Regions from separate parts of the Homo sapiens genome. Here region 2 is linked to region 1. The links are chromatin loops, found by intact Hi-C in ENCODE. Cell type or tissue: prostate gland. All regions are shown on one strand. Each heading gives the region's core, and the rest is flanking DNA. Links, peaks and the distances in the headings are about the cores only.

Region 1 (8,338 bases), core at 125-8,124:
ATGTCAGAGGTCTGAAAACAGTAACTTTAAGAGATATGGGGTTGGTATTTAAGTTATTGGTAATTGAATGATTGTGGTGGGGGAAGAACTGAGCCCTGAATGGCTTGAAGGATTTTACATTTTACACTGGTGAGGAGATTTGGAGAAAGGGCTTGCTTCGAGGGTGAGTTCATGAGTTGAGTGGTAGAACTTATTGAGTTTTAAGCATATTATCCAAGTGGAAAAACCCAGAGGGGAATTTGAAGAACTGTAGCTTGTAAAGAGGGTCAGAGTGGAAAGAAGTCTTTATGAGTCATCCATTTTGAGGTGATGAAATATTGTCCATGTTATCCATTTTTAAAATTTTAAAAAGCTGTTGAGTGGGTTTCCTAACAATGGAAGTTCACATTTACTGATGCACTTGCTATGTGCTGGGAGCAGGACCTACCACGGCACAGACATTGTTTATTCTTAATGACAACCCATGAAGCAGGTAGCCTTACACCCATCTTAAGATGAGGACACAATGAGACAAAATAACTCAGTCAAGGTCACACAGCAGTAGGTAGTGGAGCTGGGATTCAATCTTAGGCAGGGTAACCTGGTTCCAAAAACTGAGCACTTAACTACTGTATCATACGCTGTCATATAAGCATATGAATGTAAAGCTCTCCCACAGAGAAATAAGTCACATAAAAGTTACATTCCTGTAAGAAATATTAATATGACTTGGTCACCCCAGTATAATCACCTAGCCCCCCACCCTACTCAAGGTATCTTAAATCACACATATCCACTCCACTACAAATGATATCCACTCAGGGAACCCACCTCCTCACTAAGGAAGCGGTAAAAATAAACAACAGCACTGATAGCCATTTGTAGCTTTAAAAAAATCTCTCCTTTTGTCTGCTTTGGAGATTTCTTTTTATCTCTCATTGACAATGTTTTGCAGATGCTGTTCAATAAACCTCGGGCCCCTTCCCCTGTTTTTATTGTGCTGAAATAGTTGCGTGCTGAAATAGTTGCATCCTTGTAACTGGGTCTTTATTTTTATTGGCAGAAAATTCTCAGTCCACTTATTCCCTTGTATAAAGTAAATTTTAACTGTAGAACCTGTATCAATAATGTCATTTAAAGGAGGCTGCTTCCAATACACTCTGCAAAATGTCCGCAGAGATTTCCGGATTTCCCAGTCACCACTTCCCTCCCTGCTAGCCAGGCCTTGCAGCTCCCTTTTCCCTTCTACATCTGAGCACTCTCTGTTCTCTGGCCAGCTGCCTTCTGTTCAGCCCCTGTGTGTTCTCCATTCTCTGCTCTGCCTTAATGATAAGTAGAGTTTCATCCTAAGCACATTAGGGTGGAGGTGGGGATTACTTCTTTATTTGGGTCCAAGGGAAAAACATACCCTCCTATTGGCAAACCATGAAGAGTATGACACTTCGAGTTTAACAAGATTAAGCAATCCCTCTTTGGGCACAGCAATGTGGCCAGTGTGGGGGAAGAGAGTGTTATTCTTCTTGGACCATTTCTCATTCTATATCTGGTGGCTTACATAGGAATTCCAAATTGCAAGATGCCTAGGGTCCGGGGATATGTTGTTGGGACATAAGATAGTTGAAATGGTTGTGTACTTGGGTTTTTCTATTTTTTATGTTTCTAAAATGATAATTGTTATAAGTAGGGCACATAGAATTTACTTTCGGATATTGGAATTGCTTAATTTCGAAGAGATGGCCAGTCAAAAGCTTGGGCATCTCCTCTTCCTGTTCACTTACTACTGTTTTAGCTCTGCTTACCATGAAAGGTAAGCAGTCATTTTCACCAATAACTTATACCAAATAGTTGACCTTGGAACCAGCAATTTACATTCTTATAAAAGAGGTCACTTAGGGAATTTAACTGTGTAATCCTAGCCCCCATGTGGTAGGAGATGAGTAGAAATGGAACAAAGCTGGTGACACACCATTTGAAACAATTTGAATTGGGAAATCATTTCTTTTCGACTTCGTGTCAAAAATGGAACCTTCTTTAAAATGGTACAGGAAGGGAGAAGGATGCAGTAAAAGTCTGTAGCAATAGTGACTCAAAAACTCTGTTCTAGGACTCACGAAAGCAATCCTGTTGTCACATTTGGAGGGAAACCAGAAATAATTTAGGTTTTTCACTTTCCTAATAGCTTCTTTTCCAATACCTTTCCTTCAGACACCATGCCCTCCCTTTTATTTTGCCTTTATTAATGAAAACTAATGAAGAGAAACACCGTTTAAACTTGAACTAGGAAACACAGGTTTTGTAGTGCTAATATTTTGGTGTGGGCTCTTTTTTTTTTTCTTTAAGACAATTATCAAGACGAAGCATTTGTTTCTTCTTTTGTTTACCCATGGCAGTTTGTCAGCAGTTATGATAAGTAGAGTTCCATCTGCCAGTAAAACTACATTGCAAATTGCCGTAGAAATTAGCAGCTTTCATTTTTGCCTACATAAATAAATATGCGAAATAAATTGCACATAAATGCATCCTAAAAAATCACAGGTATACCACACAGTTAAATGCCAATCAGACAAACCCAGAGACACACTGCGATTATCTCAGTTTTCAAACCTGGGAGATACACGAATGTGTTTCTAAATGAGAGAGGCAGTGTATCATGCTCGCTGAGATAAAAACAGAAGCTGCCAGACACTGCACTGTGGCTTTATTCTGAGAATCCTTTGCCTGAAACCCGCTCTCTTTTCTTGATGTTCTCTGTCTCTCTCTCTCTCTCTCTCCCCCTCTCCCCCTCTCTCTCTCTGCTTCTCTCCCTCTCTCCTCGCTGTCTTTCCCTCGCTCATTGTTCTCTCTCTCCTCCTGCCTTTGATGCACATACGTTGTCACAATTCATTGACTCTCCTCTCTTCTCTGTTCTTACACTCAAGCCTAGCGGTGCTTTCGCCAGGCAGCAGCAGCCTCTCCTGCGAGTTTTAGGCATGTATGCAGCTCAGTTTGATCGAGCGTTCCTTTTCTGCCTTTTCACTCTTACAAAAGATTAAAAGGTGGCGTCACATTGCTCCCCTGTTCCTTCCCGCAGGAGGGACTTAAAAGGGACAACAAAAACTAATCACTTTCAATAAGCATTTTCTTGCTGGAAAAAAAAAAAAGAAAAGAAAAAAAAAGAAAGAAAAAAAAAGGCGGGGGGTGGACTTAGCAGTGTAATTTGAGACCGGTGGTAAGGATTGGAGCGAGCTAGAGATGCTGCACGCTGCTAACAAGGGAAGGAAGCCTTCAGCTGAGGCAGGTAAGCGCCGATCGGAGGGTTTGACCGAGTGGCTTAGTTAAATCTCTGTTTTCACCGTTTTGTAATTGAGAAAGGCATCCGCAGCAGAAGCCGATTTTTCAGTCGGCTTCCTTTTGTTTAACATAGAAAGTACCTGTATTAATTTTGATGAATTAGAGCATGCAGCAAATTCAATTGAAAATAGATTTGTATAGTAAATGCATTTATACTGAATGATTTCTCCTCCGTTTTATTTAAGGAGAGAGATGAGAAAGATGATTTTGATCAGAATAGCACTTTGCATTACGTTAAATTCTAAACAGCTAACGGAAAGAAAAATAATCCAATTGATACTGCTTTTGAACTCCGGGACTTAAACCCTAGGAGACAGCTGCCATTTGAAATTTTTCTTCTAACTGAACTTCTGATGTGTTATAATAATTTTTCACTGGAGGTTTTAGCAAGGGTAGAGTTTATTTAAGTCGAGCTACTGGGGTTTGTTTGGCTTGGATCTTGTGGGTGAAGCGCTTCTTATATCTCCTTAACGTGTGTCAGGTTGATGGTTCATAAATAGAGATTAAGTGTTGTCCCAAATGAAATATGAAGTTAAAACATCAGGTTAGGGCATGTTGTAGAAAGGGATCTGGTAAATAATTAGGAGAACTGAATTATGACAGTTTGAAATGGGAGTTAACTCTGGAGGTGCTGTTTGATAAACCTTTCTGGATTCTAAGCGGCTCAATAATGGAGGGGCTGATTACCAGTCTCGAGTCGGAACTTTGCATCAGGATCCTAAATGTGGAATACATATGGATTTTCATTGTACGTAGCTTTTAGAAATATGTCCCTTTTGTGTGCTATGAGAGTTGTGGATTATATTTGATGGCATGTCTCCTTTAAAGAGCTTTGGGGTGAAGCTTAAAAGGCTCATATCTATTTTAACATTGAACAAACACAAAATGCATGATCTCCCAGCACTTGATTTTTGTTGCTACTTCTGTTGTTTTAAAGTTTTGATTATGTGTTTTTAACCTCAGTCTTTGTTGATTCTGTGTTCATTGCTTCTGCTGCTAAAATGTATTGCTGACATGAAAAAACTGAGATTTGAGAAAGAAAAAAAAAAAAAACAACCCAAACCCACCTCTGATTAGCCAAGTTTCTAATTAAGGATAACAGAAATCCAGATTATATCTAAGATTTTACCTAAAAGATAGCATAGAATGTTTAAAATTCATTTTTAAATGTTTTTATGAGAAAATCTGAATATTAAAAGTACAAAATTCAGTTAAAAGAATCCTCCTCTGGAATGATATATACAAGGGTGACTTCAGTACCTGTACTAGGTTTGGTCCTAGAAAGAACTGCACTACTATGGCATTGTTGATTTCAGCGGCCACGGAAGGGAGGATATTTTATGTATTTGTCTGGAGATAAGATTTTTTTCTTCCCAAGTTTCCAAACCGGACTTGCTCCTCAATATCATACCCTGGCATGTCTCGCGTTTGCCAGACCATCTGATGGCATCTTGTGGGTGCAGCCTATGAATCCAATTTTATGAGGACATCAGAAACTGCTGAGTAGTGGGGAGTAGAGACCAAATGGACTGTGGGTCTGATCATACTTCATCATCCAGAGATAATCTCTGGTGGAAGTTCCCTGGGAAGCCCCTGATACAGGTTGGGGAGACTTAATTTTTCCTCATGGTTGAAAGAATAGGGAAAGATGCAGACAAGAGAAAAAGACACTGCTGTCGAATGTTTGATGCAATCGTGCTGGTGGTAGCATAGTGAGTTTTTAAAATCGCATCACATGTAATTTTTTTTCAGCTTAAGAAACTTTGCAGAATCTTGAAGTAGCTTTTCTCAAATTCAATCTCGTTTTTTTTCTACATCGTTTTTTCCTGCGTGAAATTTTTCTCTGACTCCAGCTACACCTAACTATTGAAAGCTGTTATTCTGCTGCTGATAATGATGATTATTTCTCAAATAAGTGGCAAGTGTTGAAGGGATGGGCCAAGAGAAATATGTTGTCTGTATCATATATGCTTTGCTTTTATTTATGAAAATGACTTCTTCCAGGTGAGGCAATGATAAATTTGAAGTTGCGACTTGGCTATTTGCCTCACCAAACAACTGTCCTTTTCTTAGAGAACAAAATAGAACTAAAGTAAGCAGAAATAATTTCATTGTAAACTGGATTGTAGTTCAGCATGTACTTTTTAGGCAGATGGTAATCAAAGCTATCCTTACTCAAACTATTTGATTCATATAAATAGCATTTTTCTGAATTTTCCAGTAGATGTTGCTGGAGAGCAAAGAAAAGAGCATTTTTTTTTTTTTTACAGGAAAAAAAGAAATGCAGTAGACTTATAAAAGCCAAGAAAAAAGATTCTTCTCCCCAAACTCTGCTGATAGCATTTTGCATAATTTGCTAATTAATGAATTATATTGAATCATTACCGTTTATGATGTTCTATAGAAAGCTATTAAAACTTGAGTTCGATTTTAAAATTATGAGATTGTTCTCTTTAGTCCCTATATATAATGTCTGTTTGCTGTGTTCCGTTTTCAAAAAATCAACTTAACTGCACATTACTATTCAGAACATTTCATCCCTGAATGCTAAAACCCTTTAACATGCAAATATGATGTCAGAGGAAGAACTGAAATAGAATACCCTGAGAAGAGTAATGATCAAACGCATTATAAAAATATGCACCAGTTGCCAACATGTAATGAAATATTAAGAAATTAAAAGCATGCAACCTCTAAAGTAATAGAATTTCATTGCTCTGAGACTGTTTTCCCACTGAATATTAAGTGCTTAATAGATCTACCCGTAAAAAACAATCGAAAACCTACATGATTTGTCACTGAAGTTCTTTCATTATATGATTTTGAAAAATTAGCCCAATAGGATTTTCCTCAGAATAGGAAATGTAATTAACATTGGATATTAAGTGTCAGATTTCCAAAGCAAAAGCTATAAGGCTTGATGGAGAAAATAGGAATGCAGAGAGCAAACATAAGCACTAGAAACTGAGGGGACCCACGCTGGAACTGCTCTGCTTGTAATCACTGTGATAAAATGACAAAGACGTCCCAGAGGAGCCCAGGAATCTCGTACCCAGACAGGAACTGATGCAATTTCAGGACCAATGACCTCTATCTATGGGAGTATTTATTTTTGGAAATGATCAATTAACTGATTTCAATAGTGAAAGGGAAGTGTATATGTTTTTTCCAATGAGAGGGGGACGTAGGGTATTACAAAAGCACTTGCAGACAGGACAAGGGTGTAACCTATGTTGGAGAGCTTTCGGTTTTCTTACTTTAAGCCGACCTAGTTCTTTGCTGGTGGATTCTTCTTTGGCATTGAATCACCTCTTTGTCAGTTTTCCTTCCTGAGGTGTGAAATGCTCCATAGGATGTTTTGATTTAACACCTATTTATTTCTCTTTTCTGGGAGGAAAAAGCTTATATTTAGAAGGCATAAGTGTCAGCTACTTCTATTTTGTAATTAATGCTCTAAGTCCACTGGGCTAGGGATGTTCCCGATTTTATTTTTATTTGATTCAAATACATTTTTTTTTGTACTTGACCCATAGTGGTTTTTTTCTTCTTCTGTCTTTAAATAAGGAAAGCTACACAACTTGGTGGGAGATTCTACTTTCTAGTAAAGTTTGTTTGTTGTTTGCCTCTTGTTCTCTTTTTTTAATAGTAGCTATCGAGCGCTGACTATATTCAAAGTACGATGAGCTAAGTGTGCCGAATTGCACCCCTAACAACAACAAAAGATGCCTCTCCACTCACTGAGAATCTGACGAAGATGCAAAATATGCGCCAAACAGCCTACTGGACTAAAAGTGCCAGGTCTTAACTCCCTCCCTTAGGAGAGCAGGGGAGAAAAGGTCGCTGCAGGTTGAGAGGACCCTGAGGAGCCTGTCTTTGAATTAGGGGTGAAATGTGAAAACACAAAATAATCCCCATCAGCAAAATCAGCGTGGGCACAGGGGGCACATGCCAAAAGGGAACAACCGATGCTAGTATGATGGAGGGTCTTGAACGGCAAGCCAAGGTATTTGATAGCCACTGGAGAGGGGTGATCTGGTAGCTTTAGGGGAGTTGCGGCTTTGGATGTGGACAGGGAAGTACTGGAATATGGGGTCCCACCATACAACACACCCTTCCCAGGAAATTCTGAAACGTCTGTCTACAGGGCATCTATTCTTCCGTTAAATTGCAGCCTTACGGAGGTATTGCTACCAGTAGCCTATATCTTCCCCTTGTAGCAATGCTGTTGAGAACTCCTGGTCCAGAGGCTGGAAGCCTGTGAATAATCTGTTGCATTAGCCTAGACTTCAGCAGTAAGGTTGAGAAACGCTGGGGAACGGAGACTGGCTACGAGAAACACCTTCGTATTATAATTATTGCAATTTCTTGTTTGTACTGCAGATGTCATGCCCTCATTAGACAGGGATTTTGTGTATATGCATTTGTTTTCATGTTTTCATAAGAAAAACCTTCACCATTCGTTGGAGATCAGACCCGTGGTTTAGAAGGTGTGATGTTCTCTCCATGCTATTTCAGTATAATCAATTAGTGTTATGTTCATCTCTGGTTTCTTGACATTGATTAGGATGGATTTTTATGATCTTTAAGGGTTTTCATCTCTCTAAAAACATATATACTTTATTTATTAGAATTAATTGCCTCTCTGAATTGCCTGTGTTGTCAGTTACTTTCTATAAACCTTGACTAACTTACCTTGAACTCTTTGACGTCTAGTGTATTTGACTGACAAGCTCAGCTGTGGAGACTACTCTAACTATATAATGGAAGTTTATATGTGAACATATAAGCTGTTTTCTTTTCAACAGAGTTCACGATGAGAAGGAGCAAAAATAATTATTAGTACAATTAAGTAAGTAGAGTGTCATGCTTTTCTTCTGTAACACGGATTTTACCAGCCTATTCAGGTGGACACGGTCACCAACATCACCTCAAAACCAAACTGTAGATGAGTGACTTTCCTTGTCCTCCAACCACTTTAATTTAATTTGTTCCATTTACTTTTCCAAGCTTTCCATCTTCCCACCATTTT
Region 2 (8,338 bases), core at 38-8,037, 470 kb after region 1:
TAAAACCTAAAGGGATGCACAGAGATTTGCTGTATAAAAATGCCATTTCCTAGTTTCCTTATAGGTGAAAGTATCAGTCAAGCTAGCCTCAGACAGGCTGCTGTAACAAACAATCCCAAACTCTCAGTGGCTTATAACAGTAACAGTTCATGTCTTCATACATGCTGTATTCTATCACTGGTCAGCCATGGCTGTAGCCCACGTCATCTTCACTGAAGACCCAGAATGGCTATGTGATAAAGTATGTGCTGAATTCAACAGTATAAAGAAATCTAACCCCTCTCGGGAAGGGGTGTGGTCATTCACCAACCCCAATGAGATTATTATGAGTTTTGAAACAAAGAAGAGGTTTGCTGAGACTCCATTACCCATAGAATCTGTAACCAGATCACTATGAAATATGAAGCAGATAGCCACCTCCCACAGTAATTTCCTTCTGATTCTGAAATCCCTGTTCTCAAACTTCACAGTCAATAGTTTCCTCATCTGTGAAATGGGGTTGATAATAGTACCTACCTGTGAGTCTTAAGATAATGCCTTTAGAATGTCTACTATGGTACCTGGCTATAGAAAAGGTTCAATGATGGTGGGGCGCGGTGGCTCACGCCTGTAATCCCAGCACTTTGGGAGGCCGAGGTGGGTGGATCACGAGGTCAGGAGATCAAAACCATCCTGGCTAACACGGTGAAACCCCGTCTCTACTAAAAATACAAAAACAAAATTAGCCAAGCATGCGGGCGCCTGTAGTCCCAGATACTCGGGAGGGTGAGGCAAGAGAATGGCCTGAACCCAGGAGGCAGAGCTTGCAGTGAGCCTAGATAGCGCCACTGCACTAAAAGAAAAGGTTCAATGATTGGCAGCAGGTGTTGATATGCTGATGATTAAAATATCCTTCCCTTTGCAAACTAGTCCATATTGCTACCAGCACTGTTTTATCCCATCTTCTATGCCTCTGATTATGTGTTTTTTAATTTATAAGCATATAACATCCTACAATCCAACCCCCCAAATCTGCCCCCCGTGTATCATTATCTATTCTAATAAATATTGATGGAGTGCCATTTATATTCAAGACACTGTCAGATCTTTTGGGGGTTGCAGATGTGTAACCTCTCTGTGGCCCTTAAGGAGCCATTATTCTACCTGTACAGGGAAACCTTTATGAAAGGTAAAGGGAGAGATTGATTGAGAGACTGATTTCTCAGCCCAAGCCATAGAGCAAATCAGTAGCAGAATAAGAAATAGGGCTCTCATTAGTCAGGAAACTCATTTACTTCACAGCTCCCTGGGGTCTTTATCCTAAGGACACTTTAGTCCCTCCCCACCGGCCAGAGAGAGCATCTCGTTTTCTTACTCAAGTGAGAGAGAAAGAATGGCTGATTAAAAAAAAAAAAAAGTGCCAACAAAAACCTATTTCAGACGCTCCCAAAAAACAAGAGAAGGTGGTTATACCCCAGATATAATTCTCACTTATTTACTTAATGTTCAGTTCAACAACAGAAAATATGCCCAAACTTGAGTTTCATTTTTGTTGCATTGCTTCTTTTGGAAGGACAGGTCTCATGTTCAGCAGATTTGGCTTTTCCCCTTCTCCACCTCCATCTCACTTTCTTATTTTTCTTCTCACTCCTGGGAGTTGTCTGAGAAGTTACTGGTGTACTCTGACCCTAACCCTTTCCACCTCATCTGTAGTTTTCTTATTTTCAGGATACTTTTAAAAAATAAAAATAAAAAGATGCCATGGAACCCAAAACAAAGAAAAAGGTGGGAAGGGGAGGCAAGAGGGAAGGCATCCTTGGAAACAGAGGAAACACAGTTGCAGGGATGTCTCTTCCTGTTCAGTAACATTAGGGGATTGTTTGCTTCCTTTTCTCCCAAAGCTGATGGTTGCAATATGTTCTGCACCTTACAGTGGCAAGATTGAGTGCTATAAGAGCAGAGCAGTTTTGACAAGAGTTTGAGATGGGATGTTGGGGAGGTTGTCATCTTTGCCTGATGGGACCCACCACTCCTTCCATAGACGTGAAATCAAAGCTTTGTTAGGCCTGGGTTCCAGCGGCACCTGCAGTACCTGCCAGTGTCTGTCTTAAGACCCTCCTTGAAAGAACCGCACCTCCAGTGCAGCTGCAGCTGGCCCAAGGCGAGCTTCAATAACCCAATAGTATCATTTTTTTAAAAAATTATTTTAAAATAGCTAATTCCTTGGCTCCCTTCACCTGGTAATTACAAATCAGAAGCTATCGTTATCTTGAAGCCACCATGATTAGTTCTCATTTCCTGACCTCTGTATAGTGAAAATATGTCATTATTTGAGGCAATGGAATCTGGTCTCTTCAAGTGAGTGACCTACATATAACGGACAAACTGCAGGAGAAAATTAGGTGTTACCTTGATGGAAAGTGTACAGTAAATGTCACTTACTCTTATTACTATTTATCATCTCAAGAAGTTGTAACAGTGGGCCTTTCACTTTAGAGGAAAGAAAACATGGTTCTAAGATGGAGAAGAGTGTAAGTGAAAAGCAGACACACCCACACACACACGGACACCTTGCCACCTTCATCTGTGGCCATCAATCTGAGCTGTATTGTTTGAAGATAGGTTTTTAACCTTAATAGAATGCAGTCTGACTTTACGTGGTGGTAGGCATGCAGAATTAATTGCTGTGTGAACAATTTCCTAAGCATTGTTAATTGTGTTCCCTGCAGATAATTGTTTCTCCCATCCCCACATCAGACTCCAAACGTCTCCCTGTCAACAGCCCTTTCTCTCCTGCGGTGGTAGGAATGTAGCAACAGTGTCAACCTGTGTCCAGTGGAAATGCCAGACATCGTTTGGATGAGAGACATGCAGGGGAATAAATTCCTTACTTATTCTCAAAGGAAGCATCTCTTAGATAAGGGCTTTGAAAGAATACAGGTGTTTAGGGTTTGCTTTTCATTCCACTCAGTAGAAAAAACTCACCAAGAACCATCAGGGATAGGGTTGTGTTAAGTTTGCTAAACTCATGGTGGGGAGTTGACACAGGCAGGATGACAAGGAAGACCAGAAGTTTGTTTGGAGGCCTGGGGTGCCCATGGGAGTCAAGACTTCTTCAGACGTGCTCAGTTCCTTAGCAAAGAACAGGCAGTATTTCAGAACTCTGTTTCATTCCATACTCTGCTAAAGTGAGAGCGACAGAGACAGAAAGAATAGTAATGTTTTCAGAAAAGGACCCCATTCCACCATCAACCCCCCAAGCTTTTTCTACAATGTGCTGAAAGGTATCCACTCATCATGAAGAGGAGTGGAAAGGAAAAATATTCTAAAAGTTTGAAATAGTTAGGGAGGTGGGCCAGTACCACTATAGATGCTGCTGGCTGCACTGATAGTTCAGAGCAGGTACCAGCAAACAGGTACCAGCAAACAGGTACTATTCGGGTAGCCTCCTTTGAAGCTGATTTACTTGTGAGTGTATAGTTTGGGGAAACAATCCTTGTCAATGCCCCTAGACTAACAGTCTAAAAGCAACTGTGTCCAGAGTGTAGAAAAGGATGGATGTGGTAGAGCAGCACTCTTTACAGTGATTCGAAAGGGCCATTTTCCCCTCCATGGTGGCACCGTTTGGAAGATCTGGGCTGTGTTTTCTCCTCCCTCCTCCGCTCACTGTAAGGGATCCTCTCCCCCTGAGACTGTGAGCAGCAGCGCCAGAAGGGGAGACCTAACCACCCAGGTCTCTGCTTTCTGTATTTAGCTAATCCCTGTGGCCTGGGGCAAGCCATTTTTGACGCAGCTTCCTCAAAAGGCAATCGCTTGGAAAAGGGCACCTGGCCCTCCCCCTTGACATTTGCATTGCTGAATTATCTATTCATATTTTCATTACTTTGTCTCTCCTGCAGCAATGCATCTGCTCGGACTCAATTGGCAACTCCAGCCTGCAGATGGGCACACCTTTAACAATGGGATAAGGACCGGCTTACCAGGAAACGATGATGTGGCAACAATGCCATCTGGAGGCAAAGGTGAGGTTACAGCTGCTGCTTGCCCTCTTGAGGTCACAGGAAAATTCTGAGCTCTCGCCAGCTGGTTCAGGTTTTCTAATCCAAATCTTGGAAGGTATGCCAAAAGAAAAAGAAACGGGGGGAAAAATCATTGCCTTTCATAGGTGCCCCCATTAAAAGCTGTTTGCTGTTCCTGTCTGTTAGCTGTGTTTGGCTGGATCACTCAGAGCTGGCACAGTGCCTGCTCAGAGCAATGTGCATACCTATGCTATCTGCAGCAACTGGCATGGTCCAGAGCTACTTGAAAGCATCCCAGGGCCTGTGCAGAAACAGCAGCCACAGCAGCAGCTGGAGTGGCAGCAGCAGCAGCAGCAGCAGCAGGAGAAAGTCCTGCCTAATCAGAAGGCAGAGAGCAGCAGGCAGCACATGCCATCAGACTGGGTCCCTCTCCCAGGAGACATGCAGCCTCCCTGGGGAGGAAGCTGCCTGGCTTGGCATGAAAGAGAAAGGCTCAGAGCTGCTGTGCTTTGGGGGAGAATAGAAAGGAGTTTTGACAACTCGGCAACAAAGCTTCTCTTCTCAGAACAGTGAAGGGGACAATAGAAATGTTTATTGAAGCAATCAGGCAACTGTATCCTTGAAGGGAAAAAAAAAGGTGCTAACAAGGTGCTAAGAAGGAGGAGAGAAAACAGAACCATAGGGTGGGGGTGGGGGAGACTGGAGCAATTAAGACAGAGCAGCCAATGGAATGGTTAGCCAGGCTGGCACGCAGTGAGATATGCTTAATTCGGGATGGAAATCGCAAGGGAGAGATTGTATTAAAGGATTTCTCCAACATGCAAATTTCCATTCTGCCTTTTAGCATCTATAGCCACTTCACCCCCACATTTCGGAAACACCCTACAGGGATATTTCAAAGAAGGGAAAGGAAGCAGCATTTATTAGGCACCTATTGCATGCCAGGCTTAGCATTGTATAACTTTAACAACTTTAAAGGAAGGAAAAATCTCTCTGAGAAACTCAGGACCAGAAGGTATAGAAACTTACTCAAATAGGTACAAATTTGGACTCAGAGTTGTGCCCTGTGCATCTTTGGGCAGGAGGTTGGAGCTTTCCTTCAAGCAGTCATTTTCCACAAAGAAGATTCCAGAATTCATCTGCCCCCAGAGGTGCACATTAGTCATCCTGAGATGCTAATGCTGCTTCAATTATCCTCCCCAGAGCTGTCCTAATGCTTTGAGGATGACTTTTTTGTCTTTTTATCCAGTCTTTAAGAATCGCTGTACTCATCTGTCATAATCATAACACTAAATTACCTTTAAGTAAGCATGAAAAAGTTTTATCTGAGGATGAAATTATATGCTTTCCATAATCGGGTAAGTTAAACTAGACCTAAAACTGAAAAGTATATTTTGCCTTAACTGACCATGTTCTGCCTTAACTGACCAAAAAGCCCAGAGCCAAATGTATTGACCTCAGATTTGAAACCTGGTCACCTCCAGTACTTGACACTGTCTGCTCCTTCAGTTTTATCTAGGGCAATGGTTCTTAGTCATAGCATTTTTGCACCCCTAGAGGACATTTGGCAATGTCTAAAGACTATTTTGATTGTCACAGTTGGAAGGGGCATGGCAGGCATCTAGTGGATAGGGGTCAGAGATGCTGTTAAACAACCTATAATACACAGGACAGCCCCCTGTGATGAAGAATTATCTCCTTTCAAGATGACAATAGTGCTGCCCTTGGAAACTCCACTTTATGGGGTCTCCGTCACGTTTTATCCATAAATGTCCTTTAATCTACAAGTCAGCACCTCATCCCTTCAGAAGAATGCATAACACACATGTGAAATGAATATGCATATTCTATCATTGGGCACAGAGAAATTGTTTATATGTGTATACATTCTGAAATTATATGCCAATGCTTTTCGAGTAGTGTCCTTCATAAATGGGAATTAGTGATCTCTACTGGCCTCCGTAAATTAAGGTCAAGATCAAGCACTCCTCCCATTTGTGATAAGCCTCTATTTCTACCTCTGCTCCCCACCAGCTTTTGCATCCCACACCCATAGAACAAATCTTAAGAGTACAAGAGTATGCGTCTCTAAATTAACAAATGAAGAAACACTTTCCATTGTGTCTTTGGAAAGACCAGAATTTTTCCCCTCCTGTGCAACATGCTTTTGAAAATGTTGTTGTAGAAGTCATATAACATTACTAGTTCAGATATTTTCCAAATAAGTTATGTGACAGACAAAATGTTATTTTGTTTTTTTGTTTTGTTTTGTTTGAGACAGAGTCTCACTCTGTCACCTAGGCTGGAGTGCAGTGATGCAATCTCGGCTCACTGCAACCTCCACCTCCCCGGTTCAAGCAATTCTCCTGCCTCAGCCTCCAGAGTGGCTGGGACTACAGGCATGTGCCACCACGCCTGGCTAATTTTTTGTATTTTAGTGGAGACGGAGTTTCACCATGTTGCCCAGGCTGGTTGCAAACTCCTGAGCTCAGGCAATCCTCCCATCTCGGCCCCCCAAAGTGCTGGGATTACAGGCATGAGCCACTGTGCCCAGCAGAGACAGACAAAATGTTTGCCAAATCATTGTCCAGTGAATTTTGTCAATAGAATACTCAAGAAAAAAGTGTGAGAATTTAAAATTGCTTAGAGATGAAATAAAATTTGAAACTTAAAAAGAGATCAGATCTCTTCTTAAGTGGTTTTAAGGTTTGGCTTATAAAATGACTAAAATGTTTTCAGTTCTCTCACCCATGCCTATTTCTTTTATCAAAAGTGACCTTGGGTTTGAATTTGTATACCCAGTGACCTCCGCGCTCCCCATTCCCCAATTCTATACATTTAGATAACCTGAATCAATTCCAATCGACTTCTTTTCCAGTGTTTCAAAGAGACAATCAAGATATATTGGCAATAAGTTAATTAAATAACACCGCCTCCTTTTTTTGGTGTAGGATATTCCTTCACTCCAATGTTTTAACCAAGATACACCACACATTGCCAAGGAGGATAATCTCATTAAGCAATTACTGGATAAGTATCCAGCAGAAGCAAATTAAATGTAAGCAAAACACAGGCATGTGAGTCCCATCTAAGATGGCACATCGATAGAGATTTCATTACCTGGTCTTTAGGAGTATTTACATTCCTCAGGTTTGGGAACAAGTCTAATAGACAGGGCAGCCTACACACTCTGATATGTTGGTGGAAACAAAGCACTTGATTAATTAGTTGGGAGAGTACATTCTTTGGTCTTTGCCTTTCCGTTTTCCATTTGTTGTTGTTCGAGTCTTATTTTTCTTTCTTCCACTCTCCTTCAATTAAACCTTAACATGAATTGTTGCTGGCTTTCACATCAAGAAGAGGGAACACACAGTCTGCCAGAATCACTCACCATCTTGTGTGTATTTCTATGTTAAAAGGAATGAACTCATACATCTTCATTACAAGGGCATGGAGAACTTTCTCTGTAGATCTGGGATTAGATAAGCCTTGAGAAAGACGATTCAATACAGTATTCTGACCTGGTCAGATAACATAAGGGAATTCAGTTTGATTGGCCAGGCCCAGGGAAAGCATACAAGAGATTTTAAAGGGCGCATCATACGTACCCAATTTGTGCACAGATTTTAAGAAAGAATAAACTATCAAGTATAGAATTGCATGGATCATTCTCAAAACCTATCACTCATTTTAGATTCAAGTTGTCCTCTATATCAGGGGTCAGCAAACTACATCTCATGGACCAAATCTGGCCAGCTGCCTGTTTTTATAAATCAAGTTTTAATGGAACACCACCATGACTATTACCTGTTGTCTATGGCTACTTTCAGAATAAAATGGTGGAATTGAGTGGGTGCAACAGAGACTATATGGCCCAAAAAGCCTAAAATATTCACCATCTGACCCTTTAAAAAAAATAAAAAGTTTGATGGCCACTCTGTATCATTGCCAATCCCATTTCCACTTTTCTAGAACTTTTCCTATAACTATCCAAGTTATAGGAGTCCAGAAGAGGAAGATCAAACTCCCAATACATCACTTCTTCCTACTTGACCAAGCCCTAGTTATAATATATTCTTGGTAACTTTGCATTGGAAGATGCACTATAATATAGGATTTTGGAGTTGGTCTGGTGGATACAAACACCAGCTCCATCACTTAGCAACTGTATGACTGTAAGTGGGTCATTTGTTCTCTCCCAACCTCCAGTTCCTCATCTGTGAAATGCAACTCCCTCATAAGCTTGCTGTCCATCATAAATGAGATGACCCTTGTAAAACATTGCATGTGGCATCAGGCATGTAATAAATGATCCACGAGTCTTAGTTGTTGAAACTGAT

What was found. A loop is a pair of places that touch in the nucleus more often than their neighbours do. Peaks named below come from ENCODE experiments on the same cell type or tissue, not always from the same donor. Only the 100,000 strongest peaks of a DNase experiment are listed, where the experiment ranks them.
Region 2: it touches region 1 in a loop (3.0-fold over the local background); 9 of 110 quality-filtered maps call a loop at or near these places.

The regions. Positions count from the first base shown.
Region 1 is chr5:167,570,771-167,579,108 of GRCh38, forward strand. All of the region lies in intron 4 of TENM2 (teneurin transmembrane protein 2), which reads left to right. Among named protein-coding and RNA genes, the nearest start is that of TENM2-AS4, 85 kb to the right of the region's middle. RefSeq lists enhancers at 2,280-2,905, 2,906-3,531. In prostate gland, for the core only: no CTCF peak of the experiment used is centred there; DNase peaks (open chromatin) are centred at 2,931 and 3,231; H3K4me3 peaks cover 920 bases.
Region 2 is chr5:168,043,549-168,051,886 of GRCh38, forward strand. It overlaps TENM2 (teneurin transmembrane protein 2), which reads left to right. Exons shown (of 31, transcript NM_001395460.1): 8 at 3,879-4,001. Among named protein-coding and RNA genes, the nearest start is that of TENM2-AS3, 94 kb to the left of the region's middle. RefSeq lists an enhancer at 4,181-4,938. In prostate gland, for the core only: a CTCF peak has its summit at 4,010 (motif pointing left); DNase peaks (open chromatin) are centred at 3,993 and 4,213.